5 separate regions of the Mus musculus genome follow, and all the other regions are linked to region 2. A link is a loop called in an ENCODE intact Hi-C map of the cell type or tissue named here. Cell type or tissue: left cerebral cortex. All regions are shown on one strand. Each heading gives the region's core, and the rest is flanking DNA. Links, peaks and the distances in the headings are about the cores only. Region 1 has its middle 6.5 kb from the start of 0610009B22Rik. Region 2 holds the start of Col23a1 (collagen, type XXIII, alpha 1). Region 3 overlaps Col23a1 (collagen, type XXIII, alpha 1). Region 4 overlaps Col23a1 (collagen, type XXIII, alpha 1). Region 5 overlaps Col23a1 (collagen, type XXIII, alpha 1).

Region 1 (4,774 bases), core at 272-4,271, 390 kb after region 2:
AGACATGCATTCAGGCAGAACCCTCAGACAGATAAATCAAAACCTCCAAAAAATGTCTTTTAAACTACTCTTGCAAATAATAGTGAAGGAAATCAAAGGGAAGAAAGCAAACAAGGAAAGAAAGATCAACACCACATCAGGCAGGTGTGGGGCACATATCTGTCATCCCAGGACCGGATGAGGTAGGAGAATGTTAAGTTCCAAGATCACCCAGAAAACAAACAAAACATTCTGGGTGGCTAAGTGCTTGTCTAACCTGCAAGAGGCCCAATTCAATAGAGAAATCAACACAGAAATACAGAAAAATGTAAAACCGCCTGAGGTGAGTTCAGGGCCTCCCTCTCGCTTCCTTTCCGCGTCTTGACAGTTCTTTCACTGCAGCTGCCTCCAGGGGCCACCTGCCTCCAGGCTCTGTGTCTGCTCCTCTCTCCCTTGCACAGGCTTAACTCCAAGAATCACAGGAGCATGGATTCCTAGAGGCCATCTGATCCACTTCTTTCCTATAGGGAAGGTCTGTTACACTTCTGACCCCAGGGCCAGGGTAGAGCCCAGGCCTTGAGTCTCCACTCCAGCCAGGAACGAGAGACCTTTCCGTTAGAACTCATAGCAACCTTGTTTTGGAGATTCTTCTTCAAAGCTGCACAGAAGCCATATTGTTATCTTTGCTTATTATTATTTTAATCAGTTACCATTAGCACCCCACACTCCACTCCCATTCTCTTCTTTCTTTATACTCCCCACTTTGAGATAGGGTCTCCTGTATACCAGGCTGTCCTTACATTCTCTGTGTAGCTGAGGATGGCCATTTTGACCCTCCATCCTTCTGTTTCCCAAGTGCTAGGATTACACACAGACTAGTGCCACCACACCTAGTCTGTTGGATCGACTTGGATGAATGCTAGGCAGGCTCTCTACCAACTGCACTGCACTCCCTAGCCCTGCTGTTAACCTAACTAGTGTGTCTAGTTTATAACTTAGAAGTATCCTAGCTGAACAGGAGAGAAACAAGTCTATGTGGCGCTTAGTACTATTAAGCACTATCCGTGGTTTCAGGAACCTGCTGGGGGAGCCAAGTATGTTCATGACTGAAACCCCCCAATCCGAGATGTTGAAACAGGGTTATAAAACAAGAACCCTTTATAAGACAAAAGCATGATGGTTTGTTGAGTAAAAGTGGCTGCTGCTAGTCTGACTACCTGAGTTTAATCCCAGGAACTCACATAGTGGAAGAAGAGAGCCAACTCTACCAAGTGTTTACTCGTAGGCAGTATAACACAGCATAATTTAAAAAAAGGTGGGTGATGCCGGGCGTGGTGGCGCACGCCTTTAATCCCAGAGGGAGGCAGAGGCAGGCAGATTTCTGAGTTCAAGGCCAGCCTGGTCTACAGAGTGAGTTCCAGGACAGCCAGGGCTACACAGAGAAACCCTGTCTTGAAAAACAAAACAAACAAACAAAAACAAAACAAAAACAAAAGGTGGGTGATGCCCAAGGAGCACTCCAGCTTCTGCACATACATGAACATGCACGCACACACACATACTCCCACAAAATTAGTGAGAAAACAATAAAGGAATCTCCTAGGGGGCAGCGGGCAGGAGTTAGAACACAGTCCCCACTGATAAGGGGAGGTTGTTAATAGAAATTCGAATCCATTACTTCTTTTGCTTTCGTTTTGGTGCTGGGAAATCTAACCCAGGCCTTTACGCCTTTGAGGCAAGCTCTCTACCGCAGAGGAAAGACCCAGGACCCAGCAGGACCTTTTCTGAAGCTGGCGGGAACCTGGACAGCCAGAGCAGCTTAGCTTCTCAGCCTTGCGGTAGACGTGCTGCGGTGGTAAATTTCTCGAGTGATTATAGGTGTGCAGCAGGAGACATGCACTTTCATAATTTTAAAGAACAGTGTTGTTTGCTTAATCCGTCTGAGACTGCTTATGGCCAAGCCAACAATTTAATAAGTAGACACAGCAAAGAACTTGTCAGCATTTGGCTGTGAAGACTTCCCAGCTCCCAGCAAGTCAGTTGTGGGTCAATGAGTGGACAGCGCCCCCTGCAGGAAAACACTTAGCAGCAAGTTGATTGCAAAGTACAGTTTCTGTAGCAGCAAAGCTGGGATGTCCACATCCTCTGCCTCTTGCTTTTGACTGTATTTTGTGTTGTATCCTTGAGTCCCATAATGCATAGTTCTCTAGAAGGCAATATTTGTGTTCACAGAGCCCAGGCAGACATCGTTAGCACTAGAATCCTGCCCTTTCATGTTCCACAGGAGTCTCAGCCAGCGAGAGTCCTGACTGCATTGCATGCAAGTAACAACAAGACAGGTCTCGGATGTGATGAGCATGCAGTCAGAGATGGGAAGGAGCTGCCTCGACCTGACCGCGAGCGCCTGTGTGGGGACCTGGCACCCTGACGGTTAGGTTAACTGGACACCTCATGTAACTGCTGTGGTCATCTAGCAAGGCAGGTATATGATCCCCACAGTGTGCCTGAAGAGCAGAGGTCAGTTCAGTGACTGGTCAGGTGACTCGTGGGTCAGGAAGGGCCACAGTGGGTGCTCAGGTCTGCCTGCTTTTTGTGTTTTCTTTCTTTCTTTCTTTCTTTCTTTCTTTCTTTCTTTCTTTCTTTCTTTCTTTCTTTCTTTCTTTCTTTTTGTTTTTTTGTTTTGTTTTTTTTTTTTTGTTTTTTGAGACAGGGTTTCTCTGTATAGCCCTGGCTGTCCTGGAACTCACTTTGTAGACCAGGCTGGCCTCGAACTCAGAAATCTGCCTGCCTCTGCCTCCTGAGTGCTTTGTGTTTTATTTCTTGATAAATTTTTGTGGTGTACTTATGCAGACCGAGTGGTCCAGGCCTTTTGACTAGGGAGGCAGAGTGGCTATGGAATCTACTCAGTCTCTTTCTTGCTTGAAGGCTCTCCATCACCAAATCTTAGCTTTGTTTCTGGGAAGGGGATATACATGTGTTAACATTTGGTTGTCATAGCTCTGTTTCTCTGTGTAGCCCTGGCTATCCTGGAACTCTCTGTAGACTAGGCTGACCGTCAACTCAGAGATCTACCTGTCTCTGCCTCCTGAGTGCTGGAATCAAAGGCGTGCATCACCACCACCCAGGTGTGATGATATTTTTATGCAATTTATTTTATACTCTGTTATTCATGAACGGATCCATGGGCTAGAAGATGGCTAAGAATTAAGAGCACTAGCTTCTCTCCCAGAGGACCCACATTTTTCCTAGCACCTACAAGGAGGCTCACAATTGTTTGATCCAGTCCCATGGATCTGATGCTCTTTTGGCCTCAGTGGGGACCAGGCATACACATGGTACATAGATATACATGCAGACAAAACACCACATGCATAAAAAGTAATGACCATAATGGAAAAGGAAATGAAGTTAAAATGTTTTGAATGATGCTGAGGTCTCACTGTGTTGCCCAGGCTAGTCTTTTTTTTTTTTTTTTTTTTTTTTTTCAGGCTAGTCTTAAATTCAAACATCTCTGCTACCCTGTCTCTCAAGAAGCTGGAACTACCAGGCACTGCCCTGCCTGCTCTAGACCTAGTTTGTCAAATCATATTGTCAAGTATTTATCCTTTCTCTGGTTTCCTCTTAAACATGTTCAATAGTGGGTGAGAAGCTGGATACCTATCATGAAAAAACTATTCTATAAGAAACTCTCTTAAAAACAAAGCAAGAGGGCTGGTGAGATGGCTCAGTGGGTAAGAGCACCTGACTGCTCTTCCGAAGGTCCGAAGTTCAAATCCCAGCAACCACATGGTGGCTCACAACCATCCGTAATGAGATCTGACTCCCTCTTCTGGAGGGTCTGAAGACAGCTACAGTATACTTACATATAATAAATAAATAAATAAATCTTTAAAAAAAACAAAACACACAAAGCAAGAAGCCGGGCATGGTGACACACGCCTTTAATCCCAGCCTCCTTGTAGGTGCTAGGAAAAATGTGGGTCCTCTGGGAGAGAAGCAGAGGCAGGCGGATTTCTGAGTTCGAGGCCAGCCTGGTCTACAAAGTGAGTTCCAGGACAGCCAGGGCTATACAGAGAAACCCTGTCTCGAAAAACAAAACAAAACAAAAAAATGTTCAATAGTTTTCACTTGTCACAAGAAAGAATACACTATACCACCAAAACAGTATATACTGTAAAAAAGGATGCTTTTCATTAGAAAAAAACTTTTTTTGCAGTATTAGGGGACAGAAGCTGGGGTCTCATGCACGAATAGTAGGCAAGTATTCGACCACTGAGCTGAGTCTTGTACCAAAGTACAAGACTTTGTTTTTTGCAGACAGTTTCTCTTTGTTGCTCTGGCTATTGTGGAACTCTGTAGACCAGGCTGGCTTTGACCTCACAGATCTGCCTGGCTCTGCCTCCGGAGTGCTGGGATTAAAGGCATGTGCCATCATGCTGGCTCCAGTCTTTTTCAAAAAATTTCTTTTCCTTTAAAATTTTCTCAAGACAGGGTTTTTTTGTGTAGCCTTGGGAGTCCCAGTGCTTGCTCTGTAGACCAGGCTGGACTCACCTTGTAGAGATCTACCTACCTCTGCCTTCCAAATAAGTGCTGTTAAAGGTATGTGCCGAAGCCCAGTAAATTATGCTCAATGTTTACATGCATGAGCATCTGTTGGCATGTATGTATATGTCTGGTGGCCCAGGAGTCCAGAAAAGGATCTCGGATCTGGAACTGAAGTTATAGATGGTTATGAACCATCATGCAGGTGTTGGGACTCAAAACCAGGTCCTCTTATAAAGCAACAAGTGCTCCT
Region 2 (4,774 bases), core at 311-4,310:
TCCTTGCTCTGAACATGCATAACGCAGAGATGGGAGAAGAGCAAGCGATTATTGATGGGGTCATTCTGGCTTCTATTCCTAGGCTTTTTGACATGTTTTATGACATGGCATCATAGAGAAGTGCCCTGATTTAATCATGTACCATATCCCAAAAGAGGGCACTGCACCCTTCTGAGTTACCATTTCTCCAGTGTCTTCAAAGGCAGCTCTGGTATTCCAAGGCTGGCTCCTTCAGACTACTACAGGATACAGGACTAACCAGTGAGTTCACCATCATGAGCTCACCTCACTTCCTTGGCTAATACGTGCATTGCTTGGTTGGGTGTGTTGTATGGGATTTTATACCCGTGGGTTGCCTGTTATGTGAACATTGTACAGGTGCCTGAGGCCCTGTAAATAGGAAAAACAGCTCATACCCGGAATAGTTTTGCTGTGAGGGACAGACCTCTGGCTTTTCCTGTACTGAGAGAGTGCAAAGTCATCCTGATGGCCTGTTGGTTCTCTGAGGAGTGCATAGAGGGGTAAGAATATATATCTGATAGGTTGGTGCTCAGCTGAATGCATGGTAGGTGGGGTGCATATCTGCCCTCTGTCTGCTTTTTGTGGGGCTGCCTTCTACAGTTTGATTCCTGAGCTCCTGACCTGTAGGTTCAGCCAGTGGAGGTCATCAGCAAGAGAGAGAATTTCTTCTCCCAACCCCTTCCCCCACCAAGCCGTGGTTTGCTGAGGCTGGATCTCAGCAACCAAAGGTCACAGCTCCTGGTGAGCAGACTTCTTATAGTACCTGACTTTCCACAGGCTGCCCAGCAGGCTTCTCTCACTAGTTCAGCTAGGGATAAGGGCTTCCTACTACTGTGAGCCAGAGGGTGCTCGCCACCCCCAACCCCCTACCTCCTGCTGGTTTCCCTCCTTGCCACCATGAAGTCTGTCTACCATCAAGCTGGCTTCAATCACCTGTTCTGAGGATGCCGCCTTTCCTTCTAGGACCCCAATTGACAAGTAACTGAGTGTTTTCTTTCCTGCCTTTCCAACTGAGAACTGCAGATGGTAAACATATTTCTCATCTCGATTCACTTACCCAGTGTTTATTGAACGTCGGCTATAGGCCAGATAGTGTTCTGTAAGAAGACAGCGGTGCCTGAAACAAGAGGATACAGTTAAAAGGTAACTAGGACAGATGTCCCCATCTCCTGATTAATCATGAAGGGGACTGAGAACGAGGCCACCTCAGATTGGGCAGTCTGGGACAGGCTCTGGAAACCTTGACTTCAGGATTAGGCGCTTGCTCTTCACAGTCTGGGAGGAAGGCTAATCCACATAGGTATCTGACAAGAATAAAGACCCAGGGAGCAATCGCCCTGTTCAATACACAGACGCTTCTAGAATGAAACAGTACCCATTAACACTAACACTGGTAGGTAATGGGTAGTGAGAATGGGTGCTAACTTGTAATACGGTGTTGGCGTCTTTTCAGAGACTTCAGTAGACTGTCAGGTTTGCTTGGCAAGAGGTTTTCAGAATATTTGTTGGGCACAGGCACAGTTTTCACACAGGGCCAAGACTTTATAACCACTACCAGAAACTCCACTTTACCTGAGGCCACAGCCTCCAACCCCAGGAAGTTTTAGTTCAGAGGGTCTTGCCAGCTGGGTGATTTCCCTTTTAATTAGGGGAGTAGGAGTGTTGCTGGGTCTCAACAGGCTTTAAGAATACAGAATGGATAATGCAGCCACAGAAATTAAGAAGACAGCCACAGGAGAGTCAGAAGGGAAGGTGGAAAATTATCTAAAACCCACTCCATCACGTGTGCCCCTTACCAGGCTCCAAACTCAGGACTGACTCTTCTCGAAAGGGTGTCCCAGGAGTTAATGTGACAGTTACTTGAGACCAGTTTTGAGGTATAAATATGCCTTGTGGGGGCCCTGGCAGCTAAAACCTGGATTCCAACTTCAGCCTCTCTGGCCATCCCTGTAAGTGGATGGCTTTCTCTTTGGGCCCGATTGGTGTCCTAATGTAACTGTGGTTAAGACAAGTCAGTATGATGCATTCCAGATTTGGGTTTGGGCTAAGTCTGTCCCTGCAGAATTCAAGGTATACCAAGTTTTAGACACTTTTCCCATTTGTTTTTTGTCTGCTTCCTGAACTAACTGCTCCCTCTGGTTCAGGAAAGAAGTATGAGCTTTTTTGTCTAGTGTCCATGCCTGAGTTGCTATGGTGAACATTGACTATAAGAGGTGCCTAGTTTGCCTCCTTCCTTGTCTCTTATTCTCCTTATTTCTCTCTTTCCTTCCACATTCCTCTCACTAGTTTTCCTCTTTCCTTCCTTTGTTTCTCTTTCTCTTTGATTCTCGGTTACCAAGTCTTCCTGCGCACACCCGCAGGGGTCGCTTTTGGCCACCAAGCGGCGCTCAGCTACCGTCTAGAAAGAACCTCTAACTTTCCCACAGAGTTCCAAGTTTTGCTTTGCAAGTGTCAGAAAGGTCAATCTACAAGCTTGGGGAACACTCCCAAGGCTCGAACAGTGAGTGCCTCAACCTCAGGCGGCCTGCGACAGAGCCGAGCCCGGCCGCATAGGGTGCCTCGGGTGGCACCGGCGGGGTACAGAGGCTCGCGCTCCGGGACCCGCTAGGCGAGGGCCCGGACTGCGAGGAGCTGATGAGCGCCAGGCCCCCACCACCACCCCCGCCCTCCCCGTCCGGCCGCTCCTCCCCTGGGTGGGTCCCCGCGCCTTTTCTGGCGGGGTCTATTTGCATAGAAGGAACTGCCCGCAGTGGCCGCTGAGTCTGAGCGGGCGGCTAGGGGGGCGTGCGCGATCCGCGGCCACCCGGACGCGGAGCCCCGCAGCCGCCGACCTGGAGCCGCCCCGGGCCGCAGCGCCGACGCAGAGCCGGCGGGTCGCCATGGGCGCGGGCGAGCGCGCGGCGGGCGGAGGAGGCGCGCAGGACCCCGGAGCGGGCTGCGGGTCGCGGGCGCTGAGCGCGCTGTGCCTGCTGCTGTCGGTGGGCTCTGCGGCCGCCTGTCTCCTGTTGGGAGCCCAGGCGGCCGCCCTGCATGGCCGAGTGGCGGCGCTGGAGCAGGAGCGCGAGCTGTTGCGGCATGCGGGGCCGTCCGGAGCCCTGGCCGCCTGGGCCGAAACGCACCTGGAGCGCCTGTTACGGGAGGTGAGGGCGCGCGATCGCCGGCCGGGGGATGTCCCGCTTCACGAGGGGGTGTAGGGCTGCGGGGGCGGCGTTGATCGTCACCTTCAGGAGCAGGACTCACCTAGTGGATTGCACTGGGGTCGCTGGTGGGGAAGGGTCCTGCTGTCCAGCTTCTGTGCCGGGACTTGCTTCTGCAGGAAAAACAACTTAAAGGGCTGTTTAGGTAACACTAAGGGGCTATGGTAAAGAAAGACCTTGGGGTAACAACAGTCCTGAGTGCGGAGTCTCTACTGAAGTGTGTGCTCAGACCCACAGCCTCTGCCTGCTCTCCAGCGCTGGAGATACTAATGAGGCTCTTGCGTTCCCACGGCTAGTCTGCCTGAAACAGTCCGGACCACCTCAAGGCTCAGGCCAGCCCTTCCTCTGTGTCCGGGAAGGTTAGGTTGGGAGCGGCTCTGGCCTAGATGTGCTGTGTTCCTTAGCTGGCCCACTAAAACTGTGCATCGAAGACTAGGACACAGCTGAGCTAGCTGCCTCTGTGCGCGTTTGGCTGGGTGGTGATCTCTACAGGCCACCCCCAAAGCGTCTTAGGTTTGTTTTCCGAGGGTTAAGACTCCTGTTTTGAGCCTGCCCTGGTGGCATCTGTAATTCCAGAATTTAGGAGGCTGAATTGTGTGAATCTCTCTACAAGTTGGGGGCTGGCTTAAACTATATAGTTGAGATGCAGGTCCAGCCTGGGCTTCAGAACGAAAATAAATAAATAAATAAATAAATAAATAAATAAATAAATAAATGCCAACCATTGGGCATATTGATGAGCGCCTTTAATCCCAGCACTTTGGAGGCAGAGGCATGAGGATCTCTGAGTTTGAGGTCATCCTGTCCAGGACAGCCAGAGGAAGACCCTGTCTCAAGAAATCAAAACAAACAACAAAAACAAAAGAAGATGGCCATTGTATGCCTGGACTTCTGATCTTCTGTCTACTGATACTCCATCTGACAATACCTGGCCAGAACCTCTACCCTCGGTACAGCAAGCCTCTTGCCTGTAGAACTGTGGCATACACCCGCACACTACAGTTTCTCTCAGCTCTGCCTCCCTTATAGGAATGGTTCACCTCCTCCTAGAGGAGGTGGTTGCCCCAGATCTAAAGGCGGGGGTGGGGGTGGGGAGTCAATCCTAAGGACAGTAGAAAATGAACCTTGCTTGTGGGAGAGGAAGCAGGGGGCAGGTGTACTATCTACCACCTGTTCCCTAAGCTGTGCCCTGCTATGGTCTTTGCTACTTTACTGAGCTGTGCAATGCTAGGGGCACAGCTCAGGGAGAAGGCTGACTTAGATTATGCAAGTCCTTGGGTTAGACTCCTGACATCAGATATTGAGCTGTGTACCCAAGGTGGAGTGGATTTGGGATTTCAAAGGGAATGGAAGAAGTCTAGACCTAACTTTCCTGTTTCCCACAGCTCCTAAGTCACTTTAAGATAAAGCCAACATTACCTCTCCTCCTTGGTTCCGGGCAAAATCGCTGCTTTCTGAATGATTTCCTCTCCCTTCTTTAAAGTGCCCGCAGAAGGGAGAACTCTGCCCCAAGCCCTGCCAGCAACTTATGACTTTATAAATTGCCACCCACTATC
Region 3 (4,774 bases), core at 453-4,452, 290 kb after region 2:
TCATGTAAAAACAAAACAGTAATATATTGAACTTCTTTATGGGATGCGCCAACTGTGGCCATGTAACATTTGCAAGTGTGCCAACCAGCCCCTGGACAATCTGCACAGGAAGCCAGCAGGAATGCGGACAGGCTGCTCTGAGGAAACTTCTGTTCAAAGGCCCTGGGTAGGGCCTGGCTTTCCCAGGGAAGATGACGAGGGTGAAAACGCCTGGCTCAGGTGAGGCTGGACAGACTCCAGGTTGGGCTCATAATCACCTGATTAGCAGAGACTTGCAACAACTGTTTCCTGAAACCCCACTGCCCCAGCTTCTCACTGTCCAATAGCACCCCCTTGGACAACTGCTGTAGCCTCTTGCTTCGGGACTGTGCCGTAGGCAGCTGCACTGGGGCCCTATGTTCAACAGGGCCAGCAAAGATTCCTAGAGTCCAGCACTTGGGGAGAAGGCAATGGGAAGAACCCGAAGAGGGCCTTGCTCCACCCAAGTTCAGCACGCTTCCAGAAGCCACCCTGACACGGGAGCTTGTATTCTCGGACCTTGGGAAACAGCAGGCTCTGTGGATACCTCAGTGTAAAGCCAGCTTCCGACAGCCCAGTGAACCCTAATGGTAAGATGAAGAGACCCATACCTACTACTTACTACTTCCAGTCTCCTTACCGCCTCTCCCAGAGCAGGAACTGGAAAGGACTTTGTCAGCCTGGAGGAGACAGGCCTCTTGTTCAGAACTTGTGTCTCAAGTCTCCCACCTAGACCTCTGGTCAGCCTGACAAAAACAGGCCTCCTTAGTAAATGGTACGGACACCATGAACCTGAAGGCTGATCCCCCAGCAAGCCTGAGCAAAACACCTGTGACAGAAACCCCTGCCCTCTCTGGGGGGGATTGGGGCTTGAACACTTCTAATGAAGGTTCCTAGCTCCTGCTCCATTCATGGCTTCACAGCCCTCCTCATGTAAAGGCGCCATGAGTAATAAACCACAAATGTGTGTCTGGTGTGCCTGTCGCTTACAGACTTCCCTGGTCACCTCTGGGTGAGTTTTATTCCGATGGTTACTAGCTGAAGAAGCAAAGGGGCTCTCCTTGGGGGTCAGAACCTTCCTCTAAATCAGGGGATATATTCAGGGTAGGAGATAAGAAGATACAGGCTCAAGATCTGAACCCACACATGCCAGCAGAATCCTGGGACTGGCCACATCCTGTCACTGAGTCCTCTGTATCCCCTTTTGTTATGCTCAGCAAAGACACCCCAAATTTGTTGCCTCAAAATGTCCATTCTCTCAGTTCTAAGGGCTCAGGGGCTTGCCTGAATAGGCCTCAAGTGGATTCCCCCTCATCTGTCTGTCAGCTAGGATCCAATGACAATGACACCTACCAACCTGTGACTTTTCTGCATGGCCTGGACTTCCTCACAGCATGGCAGCAGGATTCCTAGAAAGCTGTGTCACCTCATATGACCAAGCCTTCAGAGTCACATGCTGCCACTTCCTGCCAGAGCCAGAAATTTACCCCACTTGAATTAGAAGACAGACCCACCTCTCAATGAGGAAAGTATCAACGTCATGTTTAAATGAGAAAATATGGGAGAGTACATTTCGTTGTAGCCCTCAAAAACAAAATAAAATAAAATTAGCTCTCTTGTAGCCCAGGCTAGCACTGAACTCACTATGTAGTTCAGGATGACCTTAAAGTTCTGGCCCTCTACTCCTTGCTCTATCTGCTCCAGTTACAGTTGTGCACCACTGTGCCTGACTTCTACAGTGCTGGGATTCAAACCTAAGGCTTTATGCCTGTTAACATAAGCACTTAACCAAAAAAGCTACAATCTTAGCCCTTGTTACGGCATCTTAAATAACACCACTCATCTGTAGCATGAGACAGTAATGCTCAAAATTCAGGTGTGGTTCAGTAAGATTCAGCTCTGTGGAATATACACAGAGAGCCTAGGACAGATCAGACACCTCACTGTACCTGTGGCTGGCTGTCCTCGCTCTATCTGCTCCAAGACCAAATAGTAATCACGGTCCTGCAGAGTGGGCCCATGTCTCCCCCTAACTTGTCCTTACAGCAAACTGAAGAAAGATGCCCAACAAATGTGCCCATTTTCATAGATGACAAAACCAAGCTCTTTCCCTGTGTGTAGAAAAGACAGGAGCGTCAATGACAGTGTCTCTGTCCCCTTCCTCCAAGGGCAGAGATCCAAGGAGGGCCACACTCCCCAGACTGTACACATGCATTCCTTGCTAAGCAGAGGCCCAGCCACACACAGCTGATGTCAAGTCCCTACCTCTGTCCCCCTGAGGAGCTGGCAAAAAGCAGCAGACCATGTTCTCTGCCACACTGGGTCAACTAGGAAACCAGATAAAAGAAAAAGAAAAAGAAAACAGATGTAGTGGACCAAGATGACTAAGGTGGCTCACTGGTAACAATGCCTGCTTTGGAGATGTGACATAGCCTCCCAAGCCCACCACAGCCTACAGTCAACAAAGCACTCCTCCTTCATCCTAAGAACAACATCGTTAGGGCTGCAGGGGTAGGTGTCACTGTGTCCATTTTACATATAGGAAATCTGAGGCTCACAGTGCATAGTTATCTGCTTAGAGATACACAGACAGGCGAGAGTGACAGGCTTGGGACTGAACCCGTGCTCTCGGAGGTCCCCTAATTTTTCTTCAGGGTTGTTTGGCAACATATGGAATCTGCTAGGCAGACCCCTGACGATGGGTGGACAGCACGCAGAGCTTTCTAGAGGCTGACGCCCCAAACTCTCCCTTTCACCTCAGGCTGCCCTGGGCCATTCTTGGCCCATTACTGCCCCCGTGTGGACTCATACCTTGTATCCTTGCAAATGGACATGCAGAGCCATGGAGTGTCCTGTGCCAGCCTGAAGTGAGGACAGAGAGAATGAGTTGTTCAAGGTCCCAAGTGAGACGCTGGGGAGTGCCCTGCCTCAACAATGAGGCTCAAGGACTGAGAGGAGGCCTTGGTTCTCCCTACCAAGAAGGCCAGTTCTCTTTGTAATTATTTGTAAGTCAAATAATTCTGGAAGGGAGGTATCTGTTTATTGAGTCCTTGACTATCCTGTGTTCCATGCCGCTAAAGAAACCAACGAGATGACTGTCCCCATGGACAGATGGCTCTGAGGCTTGAGAGAAGCGACCTTACTAGATTCCCTGTCCTTAAAGCTTTGAGTTGTCACAGGATTGGGGGACACTCCTGGCATTCAGAAGACAGTCGAGGTTAGCATACACCTGAAATCCAGGACACTGGACACGCCCAGTAGTGAAGCTGCTCACTGTGAATGCCAGCTGAGGAAACCCTGCTCTGGATTCAAGGGTTGGGCAGGGGAATGATTGCTTGTTGGTTGAGACAGGGTCTCAATACATAACTTAGGCTGGTCCCAAAGTTGCAGCTCTGCCTCAGCTTCCCAAGTGCTGGGATTACAGGCTTGCACCACCATGCCCCCCACTACATCCAAGTCTTGTTCAGTCCCTTCCTCCTTTCAGCCTGTGCCTTCTTGGCCTCCAGGGTTGCCTTGAAAGGACAGATGCCAGAAAATGGAGAGAGGATGGGACCAAGGACAGGAAGGATAGGCCTTTTCTGAGCAGGAAGATGGACTTTTAGGTAGGTTTATGGTTAAAAACATGAAATACCGCTCAGTTGGGGAAGATGGAAGGGCTCTGTGACTGGGTTTTGGTGACAAGATGCAACATTGAGAATGTACTAATGCCACTGAATTGTATGTACCCTTCAAAATTGCTTGTTTTTTTATGTATATTTTACCACAATAAAAACAAACAAAAACCACAAGAATACAAAGCTGTTCTTTAATAAGTGCTGTAAGCATTTTGCAGTTTTCTAGGGAAGAAAAGAAATAAGCTACTGGAGAATGGGGCAGCGGGCTGGCATGTGAACAAGACTGCCCCAGTCTGCTGAGGGGCCTTCTCAGGCCTTTGTTCCAGGGTTCATCAAGACAGTCAGCTCCAGCGCTCAACCCATAAGGGAGTATCCCTTCTCTCCCACCTCCGGGACCACAGAGGTCTCTTGTCACTCAGTGTGCTAGGTAAGAGTTCAGGAGACCTTGTTTTAGTCCGGCCTCTGCAGCGGGCCTATTGTGTGCCTCGGAGCAAAGCCGTTCTTTTCTGGGCCTGTTTCCTGCACAGTACATAAGGTAGGACTCAGAAGTTTTCCAAACCTCTTCCTATCTGCCCACTGCAAAATTCTCTTCCTGTAGCGACATGTCAAGTTTATCCTGTCTAATCCTAGCAAGAATTTCTAGAGATCTCCGTGGTCTGCCCCAGCAGTGGCACCGAACTCTACAGCGCCATGCCAGGAAGGCCTTTGTCCTTCCAGGGTGCCAGTAATTTACCCTCACAGGGTGTCACGTTATCAGCGCAGAGACAGCAACCTGCTCGGGCGTGCCCCGCCGCAGTTTAGAGTCCCGCTCCACCTGGCGGTCTGGGGACACATTCCTGGGAGGGAAACCTCGGGCGTAGGAGAGAAGGGCGAAGTCCGACCATGGATCAGCGGAGAGTATCCGCCCGTGATGACGTGAACTGCAAGCTATCTCGCTTGCAAGTTCCGTAAACGCCCGGGAAGGGAGCTCCTGGGGGCGGGACCAGCACTGAAGCCCCACCCAGAGCTGACGTCGCGGGCGGAGGCGGAGCTAAGCGCGCAGCATCTGGGTACTGGCTGACCGCTCGGCGCCATGGCCGCGGACACGCGCGCCAAGGCCGTCACTCTGGACCTGAGACGTCGGCTGCTCAGGTACCGGGTGT
Region 4 (4,774 bases), core at 391-4,390, 160 kb after region 2:
AGCTCACACTTGGCACAATGCCTTCGAGATCCATCCATATTGTCATGTGTCTCCATAGCACATTCCCTTTTCCCTCCGCACAGTGCTTCATGGCCTGTATGGAGTACAGACTGTTCGTCAATCGCTCACTGTTGGATATTTCCCTTGTTTTCAGTTTGGGGCTATAACAGCTTCTCTGCAGGGGTGTGTGTGTGTGTGTGTGTGTGTGTGTGTGTGTGTGTGTGTGTGTAAAATTTCATTTCTCTGAGATAAATGCCCAAGGGGGTGGTTGCTGGGTCATATGGTAAGTACATATTTGTTTGGGTTTCTAACACTAAACTGTTTTCCAGAATGCCTCTACCAGATCAAATGAAATCTAAAACTCTTAACGTCTTTCACGTATCTTCACATTCTGAAATTTACCATGTGATTGCCGTCAATATTTCCTGCATTTATGTTTAGAACTGCATTGGCCAGCGTTATGATTTTGGCTTCAATAATAAAGCAGTAGTCTTTTAGACTTAAGAGAAGGGAGACCTGTTGTATTTTGGTTCCATTGAGACAGTGGTCTGTCTCACTCTAACCCTAGCTGACCTAGAACAAATAACATATTAATAGTTCAGACTTTTGGAGCTGAGATGAAAGGATGGACCATGTAGAGACTGCCATATCCAGGGATCCACCCCATAATCAGCATCCAAACGCTGACACCATTGCATACACTAGCAAGATTTTATTGAAAGGACCCAGATGTAGCTGTCTCTTGTGAGACTATGGCGGGGCCTAGCAAACACAGAAGTGGATGCTCACAGTCAGCTAATGGATGGATCATAGGGCTCCCAATGGAGGAGCTAGAGAAAGTAGCCAAGGAGCTAAAGGGATCTGCAACCCTATAGGTGGAACAACATTATGAACTAACCAGTACCCCGGAGCTCTTGACTCTAGCTGCATATATATCAAAAGATGGCCTAGTCGGCCATCACTGGAAAGAGAGGCCCATTGGACTTGCAAACTTTATATGCCCCAGTACAGGGGAACACCAGGGCCAAAAAGGGGGAGTGGGTGGGCAGGGGAGTGGGGGTGGGTGGATATGGGGGACTTTTGGTATAGCATTGGAAATGTAAATGAGCTAAATACCTAATAAAAAATGGAAAAAAAAAAGAAAAAAAAAAGTTCAGACTTTCTTAGAACTCACAGCAATCCCTCTGCCTCAGACTTCCCCAGTCTGGCGATTACAGGTGTGAGTCATGGCACCTTTCTTATTTAACCCATGCATTTGGGTTTGATTTTGAGGTAAGACTACTATGTAACCCCAGTTTCTAACTCTCTATGTGATTAGGCTGGCCCCAAACTCATGGAGATAACCCTGCCTCTGCATCCTGGCCCCACCTGTGCTGCTTCTCACTGTCCTTCCATTTATAGAGCTTGCTTGGGTATGCTTCCGATTGTGGCCACCCCCTTCAGTCTCCTCCACCCGAGGACATGTCAGTTTCTCACTGCACAAGGGCGCTTTCGCTGAACATAGAATTGTGGGTTTGGAGATGAATGGTTTTGGTGAGGGTTTGTTTGTTTGTTTTTTAAATACTCAAAAAAAAATGTATGCCACTCCCTCCTGGCCCCCATGCTCTCTTTCTTGGTAAGAAGTCATGGTGTCTCATTGTTTTTTCTCCAGGTATTGCTGTTTTTGGAGATTGGTCCCATCATTCAAATAGCTGTGACCTGTCATTTGTGTGTCTCTGGGAGTCGCCGTCTCTCTTTTAAGGTGTGGCGAGTGACCACTGGTGGACTCTTTGGCCTTTCCTGTACATTGTTGAGAGACTGGCTCTTGTTTAATTCCTTTGCCTCATGTAACCCCCAGATGCCACCAGGCTAGTCTCCTTCCTATTACTGTAACAAACACCATGACCAAAAGCAACTCAGGGAGGAGAGGTTTATTTGGCTTACACTTCCACATCATGGTCTATCGCAGAGAGAAGTCAGAACAGCAATTCAAGACCGGAAACTGGAGGCAGAAGCTGAAGCAGAGGCCATGAAGGGGTGGGGACTGCTAAGGATTGCACCACCTACAGTGGCCTGGGCCCTCCCACATCTCTGATCATTAGTCCCACAGCCCACAGACTTGCCTATAGGCTAATCCTATGTAGGTACTTTATCAATTGAAGTTCCCTGATAACCTTAGTCTATACCAAGTTGAGAAAAAAAATCTGACCAGCACAGCCATAGTGACAGGCAGAGGAGACCACCACCTTGTTTATTCTCAGATTTTCCTGTCCCCACGGACACCCTTGTTAGTACTTTATGGGAGAGAATTGGAGGTCCAGGTCCCTGCCCCAGGACTCCTCCAGGACCACTCCGGGTGCCTCATGACTGCCCCCATGTGGCCTCTATGGACTCTCCTGTGTTTCTGAGTTCCCTGTGGACGCCTACTTCTGGGTTTATAGAGGGGAGTGTAGTCGGCTGTCTGTGCTTTCCTCAGATCTTACTATGCATGAGAAGCAATCCCCATGGGTGGCAAGAGTCAGTCTTCACAGGCAGGAATTCCAGCTGTTCTTGCAACAGGAGAGGGGGAAAATGCCCAAGCAGCCTCCTCCAGCCTCCTGTCGAGGGGCTGAGATAACTGGAGCCCTTGAGCACGGTTTAAATGTCCAGATTGGGCTGGTCTTCATGCATTTGGCTTTTTTAAAAGAACTCTTCCTCTGTAACACTCAATCCTCCTGTCTCAGCTTCCCAAGTGCTGGCATTACAGGTGTGGCCCACCACGCCTGCTTTTCCTTAGACTTTCTCAGAATTATCAAAACTATTTAAACTCTTTTGTTTGTATTCTGTAGGTAAATGCCAGTGTGTGTGTGTGTGTGTGTGTGTGTGTGTGTGTGCGTGTGCGTGTGCGTGTGTGTGTGTGTGTGTGTTTAAGTGAAGAACACATAGGTGTGTTTGTGGGAATCTCAACAAATCATAGATGAATTTAGCATCACTTCTTGTGAAGAGCATGGTGCCTGATGGGGCTGGCCGGCCTGGGAGGCAGGCCCTGCCTGGCACATGGTAGGTTCTTCGAGAAATCTCTGTGATGTCTCTAGCCCTGACTGGTCAACACAGGGAGCCCTGGATGCAGGATACCCAAGCTGCGCCCCACCATCTTTGCTGATCTACCCCCACCAAATTTAAGAGCAGGTGTCTGGAATTTCTTTCACAAACCTGACTAGTTGTTGTTGGTTTTGTTGTTTTTAGTTTTCTTTTAATTGGCCCAGTGGCTCAGAATACTTGCTGCTCTTGCAGAGGACCCGGATTCCGTTCCCAGCATACACATGATGGCTCACAACCATCCATAGTCTCAATTACAGGGTAACTGATGCCCTCTTCTGACCTCCACCGACACCAGCCACATACATGATACATGTATATATACATGCCGGCAAAACACTCATGCACATGAAATAAATAAATCTTTTATTAAAAAAAAGTCTTAATATGGATTTTTGTTATTTTTTAATTATGTGTATATGTGTGTCTGTGTGTGGGTAGAGCTTGTGCCCAAGAAAGCCAAAGTACAGAAGAGGGCACTGGATCCCCTGGAACTGAAGCTATTATTGTTGGTTGTGAGCCACCTGGCATAGGGAACCAAACTCAAGTCAAAGTACATAATCTATTTGAATGAAAATTTCGTCATGAAACCCACGAATATGTACAAGAATGTACATGAATTCAAGTACAAGATAGTAAATCAGAAAGAGCCTGGGGCTGGAGAGATGGCCAGTGGTGAAGCGCTGCCTGCTCTTGCAGGACACCCTATTTGCGGCTCTCCAGCCCTCAGAAGCCTGTCTTGTTGGCTCTTACCATAAACTGCAGGCATTACAGTTTGTAGGCATGGTGCTGGCCCATGCATCTGTCCCAGCCTGGGTTGCCCAAGAAGGCTGGCAGGCGCCTTCAGCTCCGACCCATGGGGTCTTACAGAAGCCTCTGTTGTTTTATGTTTTAGCCTCCCATTGTCTTCTTTAGAAAACTCTTGCAGATGTCAGCACAGTTGGGGCACGGGGCCATGGCTTCAAACAATAGCTTTGCATCTGCAAGACAGCCCACAGGCCACTGGGGGCTGAGCCTTTAGACATGGGAGGCTTCAACCCTTTCCTCTGGCAAACAGGCCTAATGCTTCGGTCTTTTGTCTGGAAGTAACATACCTACACTGTGAGCCCCTGCCCTGTAACAGAGGTCCTGGAGACCAGGCTGCAGGGCCATTGCTTCTCACAGGCTAAGTGCGGCCGACTGTCAAACAGCAAGAGTAGTGCCATCGATAGGCGCCAGCTTCAACAATCAAACAATGCATCTAAAGGTCTCCAGGGAGGAAAAAAGGAAGCAGTGTAGGTGTCGCCCCTGAGTGTGTGGAGGGGACTGGCCCTAAGCACCCCACTTTTAACAAAATCTAGGTCCCTTCTCTAAAGTGACCATAGTCCAGTAGATGGCTCAACAGGTAAAGGTGCTTGCCATACAAGCCTGATGATGTAATTTTGGTCCTTGGTACTGATGGAGGAAGCAGCAGACCCAACACACAAACAATAATGTCAAATATAAGATGTCATAGTATCTACATAGAATCTACACACACCCCTGGATACTATGAGCCATTTCTGCATGAAACGCATGCAAAGCCGGGTAGTCAGAATAAGAAATGTCCCCCGCAGACTTCTGTGTTTAAACAATTGGTTCAGATTATCCTATTGTATTGTGAGTGGTGTGGGTATGTGAGGGGGAGGGGTACACATAGTTGTGCATGTGTGCAGAGGCCAGAGGACAACTTTGTTTT
Region 5 (4,774 bases), core at 472-4,471, 250 kb after region 2:
ACCTTGAATCCCTGGTCTCCCTGCCTCCTCCATCTTGCAAGTACTAGGATTACAGACATTTGCCACGGAGCCTGCCAGAGTGTGTGTGTGTGTGTGTGTGTGTGTGTGTGTGTGTGTGTGTTTATGGTGTGTGTGTGTTTATGTCTGTGTGTGTGTCTCTGTGTGTGTGTGTCTCTCTCTGTCTGTGTCTGTGTGTATGTGTGTGTGGTGTGTGTGTCTCTGTGTCTGTGTGTGTGGTGTGTGTGTCTCTGTGTCTGTGTGTGTCTGTGTGTGTGGTGTGGGTGTCTGTGTCTGTGTGTGGTGTAGGTGTCTGTGTGTGTGTGTAGGTGTGTGTGTGTCGGTGTCTGTTTGAGTGTGTGGTGTGTGTGTGTCTGTGTGTGTGGTGTGGGTGTCTGTGTCTGTGTGTGGTGTAGGTGTCTGTGTGTGTGTGTAGGTGTGTGTGTGTGTCTGTGTCTGTTTGAGTGTGTGGTGTGTGTGTGTCTGTGTGTGTGGTGTGGGTGTCTGTGTCTGTGTGTGGTGTAGGTGTCTGTGTCTCTGTGTGTGTGTGTGTGTGTCTGTGTCTGTGTGAGTGTGTGGTGTGTGTGTCTGTGTGTGTGTGTATGTGTGTGTATATCTGTGTCTGTGGTGTGTGTGTCTGTGTGGTGTGGGTGTCTGTGTCTCTGTGTGTGTGTGTGTGTGCATGTGTGTGTGTGTGTGTGTGTTTGGCAGTACTAGAAATTGAAAATAGATTTTAATTGCACACTAGGCAGTCTTCCACTGTGCTCTACCTCCAGCCTCCGGAAATACTTCTGATGACCAGCATTTTAAATAATGTTTTCCTCCCACCACATGTTTTAAAGGTCTCCTGCTTTTGAGGCAGAGGCAGAAGGAAGGAGGAATCTCACCAGGAGAAGTCTACAGTAGTTTATTGACAAAGATAGAATTGAAAACTGAGATAGAAGAGTTGCCAGGACATGAGGCTCAGCCTGAGCAAAAACCTTCTGTTAGGATCTGGGGCCTGCTATATGGCTCAGCAGGCAAAGGTGCTTGCTGCGAAGCCAGACCACTAAGTTCACTCTCCAAGACCCCCATGGTGGAAAGAGAAAACCGACGCCTGGGAGTTGTCCTCTGACCTTCAAGTAATTACCACGACACTCTCAACCCGCACAACACACAATAAATAAACACAATAAAAAATTTTAATGAGGAATCAGATCTTCATGGGGCATGAGGCAGGTCCCACTGGAATCAGAAACCCTCACGCAGGCATCTCCCAGGACCGAGCACCACCCACAGGCCCCGTCTGGTTAAACTCACAGTACCCAGGGAGGCAGGACCTGCAAAGCCTCCAACATCAGTCAGGCATCGACAGCTGAGGTCCCAAAGGACAGAGTAAGCTGGGGGCTGAAATGTGGTCTTTGAGACAGGGCTCCAGCCTGGGACCAATTTCCAAGTGAATAACTCAATTGGACTGTTTGGAATTAATCAGGCGAACAAAAAAAAAAAAAAAAAAAAAAAAAAGCCATGACCACCACACACTCAGACGCTTCCTTACACTCTTCCAGTTCAAAAACAGCTTTGATTGTAAAAATGTAATTAGTTAAATGATTCATCTGTAATACCCCCCAAATTCATATGCTTTCTTAAATTCTAACATCCCCTGGCTCACTCCCATCTGACCCCTGCGGGGCAGCTCCCAGCCCCCAAGATGCTGGGCAGAGGGAGGAGGGGTGAACACCCACTTCCTGAGTCCCCCATAATAGTCCCCAGATTGGAACCTCAAAGACAGAGCCAGCTGGGCTTGCAGAAGAGGTCCTCCATACGGGCTTCCTTCCCAGCCTTCCCCCAGGCAGAACAAAACAGGTACTTCTTCAGTCCTGCCATGGTCGGGGTGAGGCTCTCCATTCCTCAGTTTCCCATCATGTCACGTGTGAGGCAGCCAAGGAAAGAGAGATGACCACAGGCAGTCATGGGGCCTGCGCTTTGGGTCCGCTGCTCAGGTTCCAGGGCCGCACACCCTCTCCTGTTTCTGCACCTTCCTGGTACAGGGGCCTCCTGCCCACAGGTCACTCTGGAAGAGGAAACAGTACCACAAGAGGCCAGCAGAGGAGAATGGGCCGGCTGCTTACTGGTTGCCAGCAACCAGCCATGGAGTGGTACCTGCAGACTGGCTGCTGCCTGGCACCTCTCTTCATTTCACCACACACAGCCTACTGCGTGGAGGAGCCTGTTCACAGAACTGGGCCAAGTCATAAAAAGACTGGGGAGAAGACAGTATGTGAGTAGGAAGCTGTTCCTGCCGCCTCCCATGACTTGAGAAAGAATGAGTTTGGGGTCCCCATAGACTGTGCGATCTCAGGCATATCTCACTCCTCATAGATATTATGTTCTTTGCATCCCTGGTAGCAATTAGGAGATCCAAGTGGATGGTTCCTGGGAGCTCCAGGACTGGGCACTCATACCGGGTTCAGTGAATGACAGTTCCTGTCGCTTAATGATCATTCAGTCCAGCAGGGGGAGCCCTTGAGGCTAGCAAGCTTTGCCTGGGTGAGCATACTAAGTACAGAGCCTCTAGCGCTGTGACACCAGGGCAGGAGTTGGCTTTCACTAGCAGATAACAAATCAAGGGCGCCCCCTAGTGCTCACCGGCGTTCAGACACCGGGGCTGGTGGGAAATTGGACCTTTCGTTCATGGAATCACTGTCATGTGTAAACATTGTTCAACAAACGTTTATTCTCAGCTCCGGGCAGTTTGGCATTTTACAGATAGTAGCAAGAAATCCATCCTAGAAGCCTACGACTGATCCAGAGAAAGATCCACAAGTCACCTAAGCTCCAGCTTCACATTAGGCTGTGGTCAGTGTCAAGAGGGTTTAGTAGCTGTGAGCACCTACCTACCTGCAAACCCACATCAGGCGGGGACAGGGCTGCAGCCTCAGGAAAGGGAGGTGTGATATAAGAACAAAAACTGAAGTAGGGGGCTGGGAATATAGCTGACTTTGTAGTCTGTGTGCCTAATATAAATAAGGCCTTGGGTTCTATGGGGATCCTCCCCCTTTTTTTTTTTTTGTAAAGATTTACGTATTTATTTAATGAATGTGAGTACAGTGCAACTGTACAGATGGTTGTGAGCCTTCATGTGGTTGTTGGGAATTGAATTTTTAGGACCTCTGTTCCCTCTGGTCAACCCCGCTCATTCTCGTTGGCCCGGCTGACTTAGTCCCTGCTTGCTCTAGCCCAAAGATTTATTTATTATTATACATAAGTACACTGTAGCTGTCTTCAGATGCACCAGATGAAGGCGTCAGGTTTCATTACAGGTAGTTGTGAGCCACCATGTGGTTGCTGGGATTTGAACTCAGGACCTTCGGAAGAGCAGTCAGTGCTCTTACCCGCTGAGCCATCTTGCCAGCCCTATGGGAATAATTCCTACGCCACATTAAAAAAAAAAAAAAAAAAAAAACAGTCATGAAAGCCAGGCTGTGGTGGTGTGCGCCTTTAATTCCAATACTTGGGAGACAGATCTCTGAGTTCAAGGCCAGCCTGGTCTACAGAGCAAGTTCCAGGACTGCTAGGGCTACACAGAGAACCCTGTCTCAAAAGAACACAAGCAAACAAACAAAAAACAGGCATTATGGTACTCACCTAAGCTATGTGAAACCCTTCCTCAACACAGAACAGCGACGAGCAAACACCTTTCATCTCAGCAGTAAACAGGCAGATCACTGAGTTTGAAGCCGGCCTGATCTACAGAGTGATCAGTGAGACCCTGTCTCAAAGAAAAAGAAAAGCCAAAAACCAAGCATAAGCCAGGTGGGTGCTGACAAAAGTGAGGTTCAGAAGTCCCCACCCCCAGACAGAGTCAGGCTGATAAGGAGCACTCGGTTGAGGCAGCCAGCCTCACTAAGGAGTCAACTGTGCCCTTCCTCTGATGTCTGAGTCCCAGGAGAGCCATCCTGCCCATTCCACTTCCCTATCCCAAAGGACACAAGCATCCAAGAAGAAATGGACAGCTTGTTCTTGAGGTCTAAGGGCAGGGGCGTAGCCAGCCTGTCATCCCATTCCTTGTCTGTCTGTTCAGAAAATCAGGGATGGACACGATCGATAGAGGAGGCTGGTCTGGGAGGGAGGCGAGTTGTGCTCAGGAGTACAGACCAGAGAGACCGTTCAGCTCCTGAAATGTGAGCTCACATGTACCACCTAATAAAGAAAAATATCATAATGTAAAAATTATGTACCATAAGAATATAACAATTATATTTGTAGATGATTAATATTGTTAATTTATATTTTATTTTAAGTTAGAATTTAATTCCTTTATATATTTTGATATTAATTATGTAATTAGTATACATAAGAATTATAGTTTTATATAATAGTATTTAGAATATATAAATAAATATAAGAACTAGAAACCTGCCAACAGGAAAGCGTACGAGCTGGGGCGTGGGCTAGGTGGACTGCGTGAGTCTGAATGAAGTCCTGCACGTCAGCCCATGCAGGGCAATCCTCACAGCAGATCCAAGAAAAGCTGAGAATCCAACTTTGCTGTGTACTTTAGAGCCATACAGTTTGCAACCTTGTTGCTGGTGGTGTTACTTTTTATGCCTATGTTGTCTACAGAAATCAAGAAAGATCCGTGCTGCAGCTCGGGGTAGGAGAGCTGGGGTGGGAGGGAGGGAGGCCGGTGGTGCACTGCCTCCTGTGAATCAGTCCTGCACACAAAAGAAGGAGGGAGAGCAGCCTAGGAGATCCTGCGTGAGTAGACAGGGAGAACAGAAACAGGTACCTCCAT

The links. Hi-C counts contacts between places; a loop is a spot of excess contacts. Peaks named below come from ENCODE experiments on the same cell type or tissue, not always from the same donor. Only the 100,000 strongest peaks of a DNase experiment are listed, where the experiment ranks them.
Region 1: it touches region 2 in a loop (5-fold over the local background); 10 of 42 quality-filtered maps call a loop at or near these places.
Region 3: a loop joins it to region 2, with 4 times the contacts of the local background. A loop is called at or near these places in 4 of 42 quality-filtered maps.
Region 4: it touches region 2 in a loop (2.7-fold over the local background); 14 of 42 quality-filtered maps call a loop at or near these places.
Region 5: a loop joins it to region 2, with 8 times the contacts of the local background. A loop is called at or near these places in 36 of 42 quality-filtered maps.

The regions. Positions count from the first base shown.
Region 1 is chr11:51,679,740-51,684,513 of GRCm38, forward strand. No RefSeq gene overlaps it. Among named protein-coding and RNA genes, the nearest start is that of 0610009B22Rik, 6.5 kb to the right of the region's middle. In left cerebral cortex, for the core only: a CTCF peak has its summit at 2,049 (motif pointing left); a DNase peak (open chromatin) is centred at 2,035.
Region 2 is chr11:51,287,227-51,292,000 of GRCm38, forward strand. It overlaps Col23a1 (collagen, type XXIII, alpha 1), which reads left to right and starts at 2,694. Exons shown (of 29, transcript NM_153393.2): 1 at 2,694-3,161. The coding sequence starts at 2,901. In left cerebral cortex, for the core only: CTCF peaks have their summits at 2,396 and 3,068; DNase peaks (open chromatin) are centred at 2,419 and 3,118; H3K4me3 peaks cover 1,197 bases.
Region 3 is chr11:51,580,117-51,584,890 of GRCm38, forward strand. Col23a1 (collagen, type XXIII, alpha 1) reads left to right here. Exons shown (of 29, transcript NM_153393.2): 29 at 1-3,809. Phykpl (5-phosphohydroxy-L-lysine phospholyase) reads left to right here and starts at 4,665. Exons shown (of 13, transcript NM_028398.3): 1 at 4,665-4,763. The coding sequence starts at 4,705. In left cerebral cortex, for the core only: CTCF peaks have their summits at 2,809 (motif pointing left) and 4,419 (motif pointing left); a DNase peak (open chromatin) is centred at 2,818; H3K4me3 peaks cover 636 bases; H3K27ac peaks cover 631 bases.
Region 4 is chr11:51,444,856-51,449,629 of GRCm38, forward strand. All of the region lies in intron 2 of Col23a1 (collagen, type XXIII, alpha 1), which reads left to right. Among named protein-coding and RNA genes, the nearest start is that of Phykpl, 140 kb to the right of the region's middle. In left cerebral cortex, for the core only: a CTCF peak has its summit at 2,358 (motif pointing left); a DNase peak (open chromatin) is centred at 2,359.
Region 5 is chr11:51,537,269-51,542,042 of GRCm38, forward strand. The region is part of intron 5 of Col23a1 (collagen, type XXIII, alpha 1); the gene reads left to right. Among named protein-coding and RNA genes, the nearest start is that of Phykpl, 45 kb to the right of the region's middle. In left cerebral cortex, for the core only: a CTCF peak has its summit at 2,568 (motif pointing left); DNase peaks (open chromatin) are centred at 2,233 and 2,551.